Regions from separate parts of the Homo sapiens genome. Here region 2 is linked to region 1. Evidence: read pairs that join two places in POLR2A ChIA-PET (ENCODE). Cell type or tissue: OCI-LY7. All regions are shown on one strand. Each heading gives the region's core, and the rest is flanking DNA. Links, peaks and the distances in the headings are about the cores only.

What was found. ChIA-PET counts read pairs that join two places held together with the same protein. Peaks named below come from ENCODE experiments on the same cell type or tissue, not always from the same donor. Only the 100,000 strongest peaks of a DNase experiment are listed, where the experiment ranks them.
Region 2: POLR2A ChIA-PET joins it to region 1 with 6 read pairs; 1 of 35 experiments calls an interaction of 5 or more read pairs at or near these places.

Annotation. Positions count from the first base shown.
Region 1 is chr13:40,578,567-40,583,953 of GRCh38, forward strand. All of the region lies in intron 1 of FOXO1 (forkhead box O1), which reads right to left. Among named protein-coding and RNA genes, the nearest start is that of FOXO1, 85 kb to the right of the region's middle. In OCI-LY7, for the core only: no CTCF peak of the experiment used is centred there; DNase peaks (open chromatin) are centred at 2,425, 2,795 and 4,175; H3K4me3 peaks cover 3,919 bases; H3K27ac peaks cover 5,000 bases.
Region 2 is chr13:40,461,289-40,466,675 of GRCh38, forward strand. It overlaps LINC00598 (long intergenic non-protein coding RNA 598), which reads right to left. Exons shown (of 7, transcript NR_024507.3): 4 at 5,219-5,387. Among named protein-coding and RNA genes, the nearest start is that of LINC00598, 17 kb to the right of the region's middle. In OCI-LY7, for the core only: a CTCF peak has its summit at 2,386; a DNase peak (open chromatin) is centred at 3,263; H3K4me3 peaks cover 1,213 bases; H3K27ac peaks cover 649 bases.

The sequences.
Region 1 (5,387 bases), core at 137-5,136:
CTCTAACCATTGAGGTCTCCTGTAGCACCTCCAAAGTAGCTTCAGGACAAAGCAGCACACTATGGCCTACTAAAGCATTCTTCGGCATGTGCTCTACAAAATAATGGTTCCTTTTAGGGTGATTTGAATTCACTGAAAAAATACCTTTGGGACACTCTGGCCACACAGAATTAAACAGGATTCCTAACTGTACAGTTTTTTAGAGCCTTGAGTACACAAAACAACACAAAACAAACAAGAGCAAAACTGTTCCCTTAGACTTTGTTTTGTTTTGTTGGTGGGATCACATGCATGCACATGCACACCCCTCCACGCACATACACATTTCTTTGCCCGCGCTTCTTGACAGACTATACCATGAAACTGATGTTCAGCAGCACACATTTTGGAAAATGCTGATCTAATGGCAAGACGGTGGTAATGAGGAAGAAAATCTAAGTCTGGCTCTATCTTTCTGACTGGACACATTTTTACATCCTTTATGTCTAAGCTTTCTTGTCTATAAAGTAGGAAAACAATGTCTGTCCTAAATGCCCCACAGAATTGTAATGGGTATAAGTGCTTCAAAAAGCATAAAGGGCTACGTATTGGTGAGATTTTATGATTATGCCAAGGTAGAAGGAGGGGCTCTCACTGAAAGCCCCAGTGCTGCCCAAACTTCCTACCAAATAACACACCTGCCCTAGGTAGCTCAGAAAGCCCAGGTGTTCTGTGGGACTTGCTGCTAGAAGTAATTGAACCATGCCTTACTCTTTGATGGATGAAGGAGGAGACCAGACAATCCACGCCAGGTCGGATTACTCCGTGCGAAGCAAGACCCACAGTAGACCTCTTTCTCCTACATCCCATTCCCCAACAGTCAACATCATCTTCAGAAATACACAGGCAGAGTTATGACAGGAGAAGAATGGGCCAAATCTTTTCCATCTCCTTAAATGCTTCTGTAAAAAGACAAGCAAGGTATAGGAAGGAACAAGCAAAGAAGGGGGAAAGAAGACAGGAGAAGAGTGATTCTGAAGTTGACTGCTGAGAAGGCAGCAGAATGAAAAAAAAAGGGGGCGGGGGCGGTACAATCCTAAGACTTCTCCCAGGCCAGGAAAACACTCTAGCCTTGGCTGTGACACTCCTCCTCATGCTGTTAGGAGCCATGATGTGAGCACATAGGCAGTTTCTAGGGTCACCACAATAGAGCTTGGAAGATGAGGAACCTGTACACAAGGTTTCCCCATTAGTGTAATATGTGGTGGGATCAGTGTAGAACCTAACTAGGCAAAAACACCATCTGGGATTGGAAAGTTTATTTACAACACCTGACAGTGAACATCAATCATGACACCCCTGAAACCTATTGCACACTATTTGCAACTAAAATACAGGGTGCTCTTTATTACCAATTATACGAGCTCTGTATGGTCAATTACTTCTTTTACAAGACAATTTTGATGAATACAATAATGTTGCTTCCAGGTGGTGAATATAATGGGGCTTTTTACTTTGTAGATTACCTTTGCATGTTGTCTTTTTTGCTGCTGCTGTTAAAGAAAGAGCATTTTACCTTTCATAATGTTGCTACATTGGGGTAACAAACAAAAACCCAGGCATTTTCCTTTCTCATATATTCATTCAAAAACAAAGCAGTTCCTATCAAGTGGAATATATCCAAGTGAAATATATATAATGTTTATACAACACACACACACCTGCATAACCAAATAATAAGTTGTAGTTTGCAAACTATATGCTAACATTTTTGTTTTTCCAGGAAACAATATATCTTTCCTTAAGCAGGAGACGGGGAAAGAGAACAACAATTTTACACAAAACTAGTGGCTGAGGAGCGTGGGCTTGCTGTCACACAAACCTGGAATCTACATCCAGTACTGGCACTTAGCAAATGTGAGACCTTGGCTGAGTCACTTTACCTCTCCAGGCTTCAATCTCCTCATCTACAAAATGGGGATAAACAACTTCCATTCCAAAGCATTTTTGTAAGGACTAAAATGAGATAATCCTACAAAGCACTTATAAATATTAGATATTATGGGCACAAAATCTCAAGCAAATGTCTAGCCCCTGGCTCCAAGCAAGGCACACCTCATCTGACCTCATGTCACCTCCCTGCACACATTCAAAGAAAACCCAGTGCTGGCATGTTCCTTAAGCAAAACACATAGAGGACACTTGTCCTCAATGTTTACGCAATCACTATTAGCAGTAGCAACAAAAGATGCTGTCATTTGAAGGTGAAAGTCATCCAGGACACAATCAAGCAAAATAAGTTCAAGTCCCTAACATCTCATGGCCAGAAGCTCAAAGACCCTGAAGAACAAGGTGAGGCTCCAGGAAAGTATCTACAGCACTGCTTAGCCTTCGCCTACACACTTAAATACCCGGCGCTTCCGCTAGCTAGATGTGGGCCTTCTTGGGTTATGGTCAGGGCAACAACATTGGAAAGCCTGCCAAGAGACGGAGTTGAGATAAGTAAGAAAAACTACAAAAGGAAATGAAATGCTTGGGCACTTTTCTTGGAGACAGAAAGAGCTTTAGACTTTTCTGGGACACAACAGGTGTCCAGAGAGCATCACTGAAAATCTGGCCAGGTTTTGTGATCCCTTAACCCCCTTTTTTGGAAAAACCTGAAGTGACACTGCTTGAAGGCAAAAAAGGGGAGCGAGCACAAACAGGGCCACAACAGCCTTCACACTTGTTGCTGGAACACATGCCTTCACCTTTGAAAGATACTCATGAGAACTTGCAGAGGGCTGTCTTCATACAATAGTACAAATTGTGTTTAAATTGAGAAACCAGCTGCTCGCTCCTTGATCAGTCATCCTTTTATCATCAACAGAACTTTAATTAGCCCCCATCTGCTTCCTGTTTTATGCTACAAATCTTAACTTTCACCTGTTTGAACCAAACTGCAGTAACTACACCCATAGTAAATTAAAACAATTAACTTTCCATACAACATGCAATTAATCCTCATTAAGCTGTTATTAGGCTATTCAAAATAACACAGAATTCAAATCAACTAGTTTCCCACAAATGACAATGTTCTATACAAAAATTCAACAGAAACTCTATCCCACCCACTTCTTGCATTTTTTTCCATTAAGAAGGTTTTCAAGCTGTCTGGCTTCAATTTCCTGATTTAACTATTAAGTATGGGGCCATATCTGGTCATGTAAGAACAATACATCTCAAAAATATCATGCTGACTTTTATTAAAGAAAATCAAGTTACAGAATGGTGTTTACCTTAAATGATAACATTTATGTAAAGCTTTTTTTAAAAAGGGGATCCTACAAAGAATTTGTGGACCCCATCTATCAGCACAGCCAGGGTACGGGCTTCTGGCAGGAAAGGTGCCCTTCAACACACAAACTCTGGAATTAGTGGCTACCTCTGGGACAAGGAGGGGAAGAATTATATTTATAGCTAAAACAGAGAGGTAGAATATGGGTACTAATTATATTGGTCTCTATGCCTTTCTTCATGTATGAAATACAGGCCTACCTTAGAGATACCTCAAGTTCACTTCCAGAATACCACAATAAAGCAAATATCACAATAAAGTAAAAACAAATTTTTGTTTCCCTGTGCATAAAAGGTATGCATTATATTGTAGCCTATTAAGTGTGCAATAGCCATATTTTAAAAAAATAATGTACACATCTTAATTAAAAACTTTTATTGTTAAAATATGCTAATAATCATCTGAGCCTTCAACGAGTTGTGATCGGTTGCTGGAGGGCCTTTGCCTCAATGTTAATTACTGCAGTCTGATCAGGGTGGTGGTAGCTAAAAGCTGGGATCGCTTTGGTAATTTCTTAAAACAACACAATTAAATTTGCCTGATTGATTGACTCTTTCTTTCACGAAAAATTTCTCTGTAGCATGTGATGCTGTTTGATAGCATTTTACTCACAGCAGAACTTCTTTCAAAATTAGAGTCAATCCTCTCAAACCCTGCCACCGCTTTATGTAATATTCTAAAGCCTTTACTGTCATTTCAACCATGTTCATTCACAGCATCTTCACCAGAAGTAGATTCCATCTCAAGAAACCACTCTCTTTGCTCATCCGTAAGAAGCAAGTCCTCATGAGTTCAAGTTTTATCATGAGATTGCTGCAATTCAATCACATCTTCAGGCTCCACTTCTAATTCTAGTTCTTTTGATGTTTTCACCACATCTGCATCTACTTCCTCTTCTGAAATCTTGAACCCCTCCCAGGTCATCCATGAAGACTGGAATCAGCTTCTTCCAAATTTCTATTAATATTGCTATTATGACCTCCTCCCATGAACCACAAATTTCTTAATGGCATCTACAATGCTAAATCCTTTCTTGAAGATTTTTAATTTTACTTTGCCCAGATCCATCAGAGGAATCACTATGGCAACTTGGGCCTTAATAAAATATATTTCTTAAATAATAAGACTTGAAAGTCAAAATTATTTCTTGACCCATGGGCTGCAGAACAGATGTTGTGTTAGCAGACAAGAAAACACCACTAATCTGCTTGTACATCTCCATCAAAGCTCTTGTGTGAGGAGGTACATTATCATTGAGCAGTTTAATATTTTGAATCTTTCATCCTGAGCAGTAGGTCTCAACTGTGGGCTTAAAATATTCAGTAAGCCATGCTGTAAACAGATGTGCTGTCGCTCAGGCTTTGTTGTTCCATTTACAGAGCACAGATAGAGTTGATTTAGCATACTTCTTAAGGGCACTAGAATTTTCTGAATGGTCCATGAGCATTGGCTTCAACTTCAAGCCACCAGCTGCATTACCCCCCTAATAAGAGAATCACAACCTGTTCTTTGAAGCTTGGCATTAACTTCTCCTCTCTAGCTATGAAAGTCCTAGATGGCATCTTCTTCCAATAGAATGCCACTTCATCTACATTGAAAATCTGTTGTTTAGTGTGGCCACCTTCATCAATGGTCTTATCTACATCTTCTGGATAACTTGCTGCTCCTTCACTTTGTACTTTCATGTTATGGAGATGGCTTCTTTCCTTACACCTCATGAACCAACAACCTCTGCTAGTTTCAAACTTTTCTTCTGCAGCTTCCTCACCTCCCTCAACCTTCACAGAATTTAAGAGTTACGGCCTTGCTCTGAACATGGCTTTGGCTTAAAGGAATGTTGTGACTGTTTTGATCTTCTATACAAACCACTAAAACTTTCTCCAGATCAGCAATAAGGCTGTTTTGCTTTCTTATAATTTGTGTTCACTGGAATGGCATTTTTAATTTCCTTCAAGAACTTTCCCTTTGCATTCACAACTTGGCTGACTGGCATAAGAGGCCTAGCTTTTGGACAATCTGGGCTTTATACATGCCTTCCTCACTAAGCTGAATCATTTCTAGCCTTTGATTT
Region 2 (5,387 bases), core at 221-5,220, 120 kb before region 1:
TATAGGTGCACACCACCAAGCCCAGCTAATTTTTGTATTTTTAGTAGAGATGGGGTTTCACCATATTGCTCAGGCTGGTCTCGAACTCCTGACCTCAGGTGATCCACCCACCTCAGCCTCCCAAAGTGCTGGGATTACAGGTGTGAGCCACTGTGCCCAGCCAGTACCTACTCTTTTTGATTGGCTTCTTTCACTCAGCATAATTATGTTAAAATCCATCCATGTTTTTGTATATATCAATAGCTTATTCCTTTGATTGTTGAGTAGTATTCTAATGTATATACAGTACAGTCATGCATCACTTCACAATGGATACATTCTAAGAAATGCATCATTAGATTATTTTCTCATGCGAACTTCATAGAGTGTACTTACACAAATCTAGATGGTAGAGTCCACTGTACATGTAGGCTATATGGTATGGCCTGTGGCTCCTAGGCTACAAACTGTACAGCATGTTACTGTACTGAATACTATAGGCAATTGTAGCACAATGGTATGTGTGTATCAAAATATATCAAACATAGAAAAGGTATGGTAAAAATATGGCATAAAAGACTTTCAATGGTGCACCTAGATAGGGTACTTACCATGAATGGAGCTTGCAGGACTGGAAGTTTTTCTAGGTGCATCAGTGAGTGAGTAGTGAGTGAATGTGAAGGCCTAGGACATTACTACACACTACTGGAGACTTATAAACACTGTACAATTAGGCTGAACTAAATTTTTTGTAATGTTTCTTTTTTTTTTTTTTCAAGAGATGGGGTCTTGCTCTGTCACCCAGGCTAGAGTGCAATGGCACAATCATAGGATCACAGCTCACTGCAGCCTCAAACTAGTTGGCTCAAGCAATCCTCCTACCTCAGCCTCCCCAATTGCTGGGACTACCAGAATGTACCACCAAACCCAGCTATCTTTTTAATTTTTTGTAGAGATGGGGTCTCACTATGTTTCCCAGGTTTGTCTCAAACTCCTGGGCTCAAGCGATTCTCCCACCTCAGCCTCCCAAAATGCTGGGATTACAGGCATGAGCCACCATACCTGGCCTGTTTCTTTCTTCAGAAATAAATTAACTGTAGCTTAGTTTACTGTAACGTTTTTACTTTATAGAATTTTTTTTGGCTGGGCCCAGTGGCTCACACATGTAATCCCAGCACTTTGGGAGGCTGAGGCGGGTGGATCACCTGAGGTCAGGAGTTCGAGACCAGCCTGACCAATATGGTGAAACCTCATTTCTACTAAAACTAAAAAAATTAGCCAGCCTTGGTGGCATGCACCTATAGTCCCAGCTACTCAGGAGGCTGAGACAGGTGAATTGCTTGGACCCCGGAGGCACAGGTGGAAGTGAGACGCGTTTGCACCAGTGCACTCCAGCCTGGGCGACACAGTGAGACTTCCTCTCAAAAAAAAAAAAAAAAAATTTGCACTTTTTGACTCTTTTGTAGTAAGACTTAGCTTAAAACACAAACATATTGTACAGCCGTACAAACATATTTTCTCTCTGAATATTCCTATTTGAAAAACTATTTTTTACTTTTTAAAACATTTTTGTTAAAAAATAAGACATGTACACATTAGCCTAGGCCTATACATGGTCAGGATCATTAATATCTGTCTTCACCTCCACATCTTGTCCCATTGGAAGGTCTTCAGGGGCAGTAAGATACATGGAGCTGTCATCTCCTGTGATAACAACGCCTTCTGGAATACGTCCTGAAGGCCCTACCTGGGGTTGTTTTACAGTTAACTTTTTTTAAAAAAATAAGTAGAAGGACTACATTCTAAAATAACCATCAAAGCATAGTAAATACATAAACCAGTAACACAGTTATTGATTATCATTATCAAACACTATGTAATATATAGTAATAATATATATAATTACTCTATATAACGGCATGTGATATACTGTTTTTTCTTTTTTTTCTTTTTCCATAAGTTATTGGGGAACAGGTGGTATTTGGTTACCTAAGTTCTTCAGTGGTGAGTTGTGAGATTTTGGCACACTCATCACCCAAGCAGTATACCCTGCACCATATTTGTAGTCTTTTCTCACCCCCCTCCCACCCTTCCCCACAAGTCCCCAAAGTCCACTGTATCATTCTTATGCCTTTGCATCCTCATAGCTTAGCTCTCATATATCAGCGAGAATATAAGATGTTTGGTTTTCCACTCCTGAGTTACTTCACTTAGAATAATAGTCTCCAATCTCATCCGGGTTGCTGCAAATGTGGTTAATTCAGCATGTGATATACTTTTACGTGACTGGCAGCATAGTAGGTTTGTTTACGCCAGCATTACCACAAACTTGGGAGTAACATGTTGCACTACGATGTCACAACAGCTAGGTGGCTAGACAATCAGAATCTTTCGGCTCCATTACAAGCTCATGGGACCACCATTGTACATGGGATCCATTGTTGACTGAAACATGGTTATGTGGTGCGTGACTACATATACTACAGTCGGTTCATCCATTCACTTGTTGATGACCATTTGGGTTCTTTTCTCCTTTTAGCTATTATAAATAAAGCTGCTATAAATATGCATTCTCAGGTCTTTGGATGGTGTTATGGGTTGAATTGTGCCCCCCAATAAAGGGTATGCTGAAAGTCCTAATCCCTAGTACCTCTTAATGTGACCTTATTTGGAAAGTTCTTTGCAGATATAATTAGTTTAGATGAGGTCATACCAGAGTAGAAGGGCTCCTAATGCAACATGATTATAAGACATGTCCTTATAAGAAGGCAACTATGTGAAGACAGGGGACACGCAGGGACCATATGACAGCAAAGGCAGAGGCTGGACTAATGCAGCTGCAACACAAAGAATGCCAAAGATTGCCAGCCACCACCAGAAGCTGCGAGAAGGCAAGGCAGGCGTCTCCCTTACAGGTTTCACAGGGAGCATGGCCCTGCTGACATCTTGATCACACACTTTTGGCTTCCAAAAAAGGGAGACAATGTATTTCTGTTGTTTTAAGCCACCCAGCTTGTGGCACTTTTTCATGGCGGCCCTGGGAATGTAACACAGACGGATGCACGCTTTCATTTTTCTTGGGTTAATACCTAGGAGTGGAAAAGCTGGATCATATGGTAAGCACATGCTTAACTGTTTAAGAAACTGCCCAAGTATTTGCCAAAGTTGTTGTACCATTCTCCATTCCCAGCAGCAGGGCATGAGCGTTCGCATTTGTCTACATCTTTGCCAACACCTGGCATGATGAGTCTTTATAATTGTCGCCCTCCTAACGGGAGTGTAGCGGCGCCTCGTTGCGGTTTTATTTGCATTAACTGCATGACTAATGATGTTGAGCATCTCTTTAGTGAAGTGTCTGTGAAAATCGTGTGTCCACTTTTCAATGCGGTTGTTTGTTTTCTTAATATTGAGTTTGAGAGTTCTTTATATATTCTGGATACAAGTCCTTTATTAAATATAAGCTGTGCAAATATTTTCTCCAAATCTGCAGGCTGTCTTTTCATCCTCTGAACAGTGTCTTTCAAAGAGCAGAAGCTATTAATTTGGATGATGTCCAGGACAAGAGCCTTCTGAGTGCTCTACCCAATGCCCTGTCTATGATGAGATTTTCCAGTTTGGCTTATGGAAGCAGGCACTATTCCCAGCCCTGTGTGAGTGCCGGGCACTCTTCCTTTCATCCTTTCGTGTGGTTCTTTCCCTGGCCTTGTGCAGATTCTTCACACACAAGTGCTGATTAGTACTCTACTAACTCTGCTGCAGACCACCAAATTTTTCTCTGTGGTCAGTGCTCTCCTCGCCAGCCCTCTGCCCTGTGCTAGCCCTGAGAACTTGTTCTCCCTGGACATCCAGCTCCATTTCCCCAGCTAAGGAAGTGTACTGGGCTCTACCTGAGTTTCCCGCTCCTCCACTGTGGTCAGCAAACTCAAGTCAGCAGGCCAGGGCAAGCCCAGGCTCACCTCACATGCTTCTCATCTCACAAGGATCACTGTTTTTCATTGCCTGGAGTCCAGTGTCTTGCTGATATCTCTTGCTCAGTGTGTGGGCAGTTTTAGGTAAGACAGTGAACCTGGTCTCTGTTTCTCCGTCTTGGGAGAAAGCAGAAATCTGCCCTGGTATATTCTTGAGACAGAGTCTCGCTCTGTCAACCAGGCTGGAGTGCAGTGGTGCGATCTCACCTCACTGCAAGCTCTGACCCCCAGATTCAAGTGATTTCTGGCTAATTTTTGCATTTTTAGTAGAGATGGGGTTTCACCATGTTGGCCAGGCTGGTCTCGAATTCCTGACCTCAAGTGATCCACCCTCCTTGGCCTCCCAAAGTGCTAGAATTACAGACGTGAGCCACCGCGCCCAGCCTGCCCTGGTTGGGATATGATGCTACCCATCCAAATCCATGCTTCGAGGAGAAAAGTGCAGAGAGAGACTGCTTTGTGGCCTGGATGGGAAGGCTAACAAGTGCACACCACCCCCTAAGCATTCCCAAATTGTTTCTGTCCCCAGGATCTAGACATAAGTGACACAGTGATCTATTTGCCTTTTTCTCTTGTTTTCCCAGTGATACAAATACCCCTGTCACCCCATAAGCAGGCAGAAGCAAGAGCCACCCGTGGACTGTCAGATATTTCACCACAGAGCAGCAAATATCAGGGGAACAGGACAAGGGAGCTCTGATCATCAAACTGTTTGATCTTTGGGAACTGCGCTAAGTGTTTCTATTGCAATTTGAGATGACTGCCAATGGCCTCATCTCCTTGGAGAGGAATTCATTCAAGATGGAACTTTGGGCTTTGGAGTCAAGGTAAATTCGGGGCTTATTACTCTCTTTCTCACTGGGGCCATTGCTCGGGATGCCCCACAGTTTCATGGAACTGAGGACTGAAAATGTCCTTGAATGAGATGTCTTCACCAGAGTGTGGATCAGGGCTGTCCAATCTTTTGGCTTCCCTGGGCCACATTGGAAGAAGAAGAATTGTCTTGGGCCACACATAAAATACACTAACACTAATGAGAGCTGATGAGCTAAATTTAAAAATTGCCAAAAATATCTCATAATGTTTTAAGAAAGTTCACAAATCTGTGTTGGGCCACATTCAAAGCCATCCTGGGCTGCATGCGGCCCGCAGGCTGTGGTTGGACAAGCTTGGTATAGATACTCCTCTCACAGACTACGTGTGATGCCCAGGTTCCCTGTCAGAGACTGGCAGGGAGCGTAAGCTAAAGGGCCTTATGTAAGTGTGGGCACCTGGCTCCGTCAGTCTTCCAGCAGAGGCAAGCTCCACCATGAGGCCCATTTCCCCACTGGCCTGACTGCATGCCTTAATCAGGAAGCAGGAGCTGGCTTCTCTGGTTATCACTCGTTCCTTCAGCAAACAATTATGGAGCATCTTCCATGTTCCAGGCAGTGGACTAGG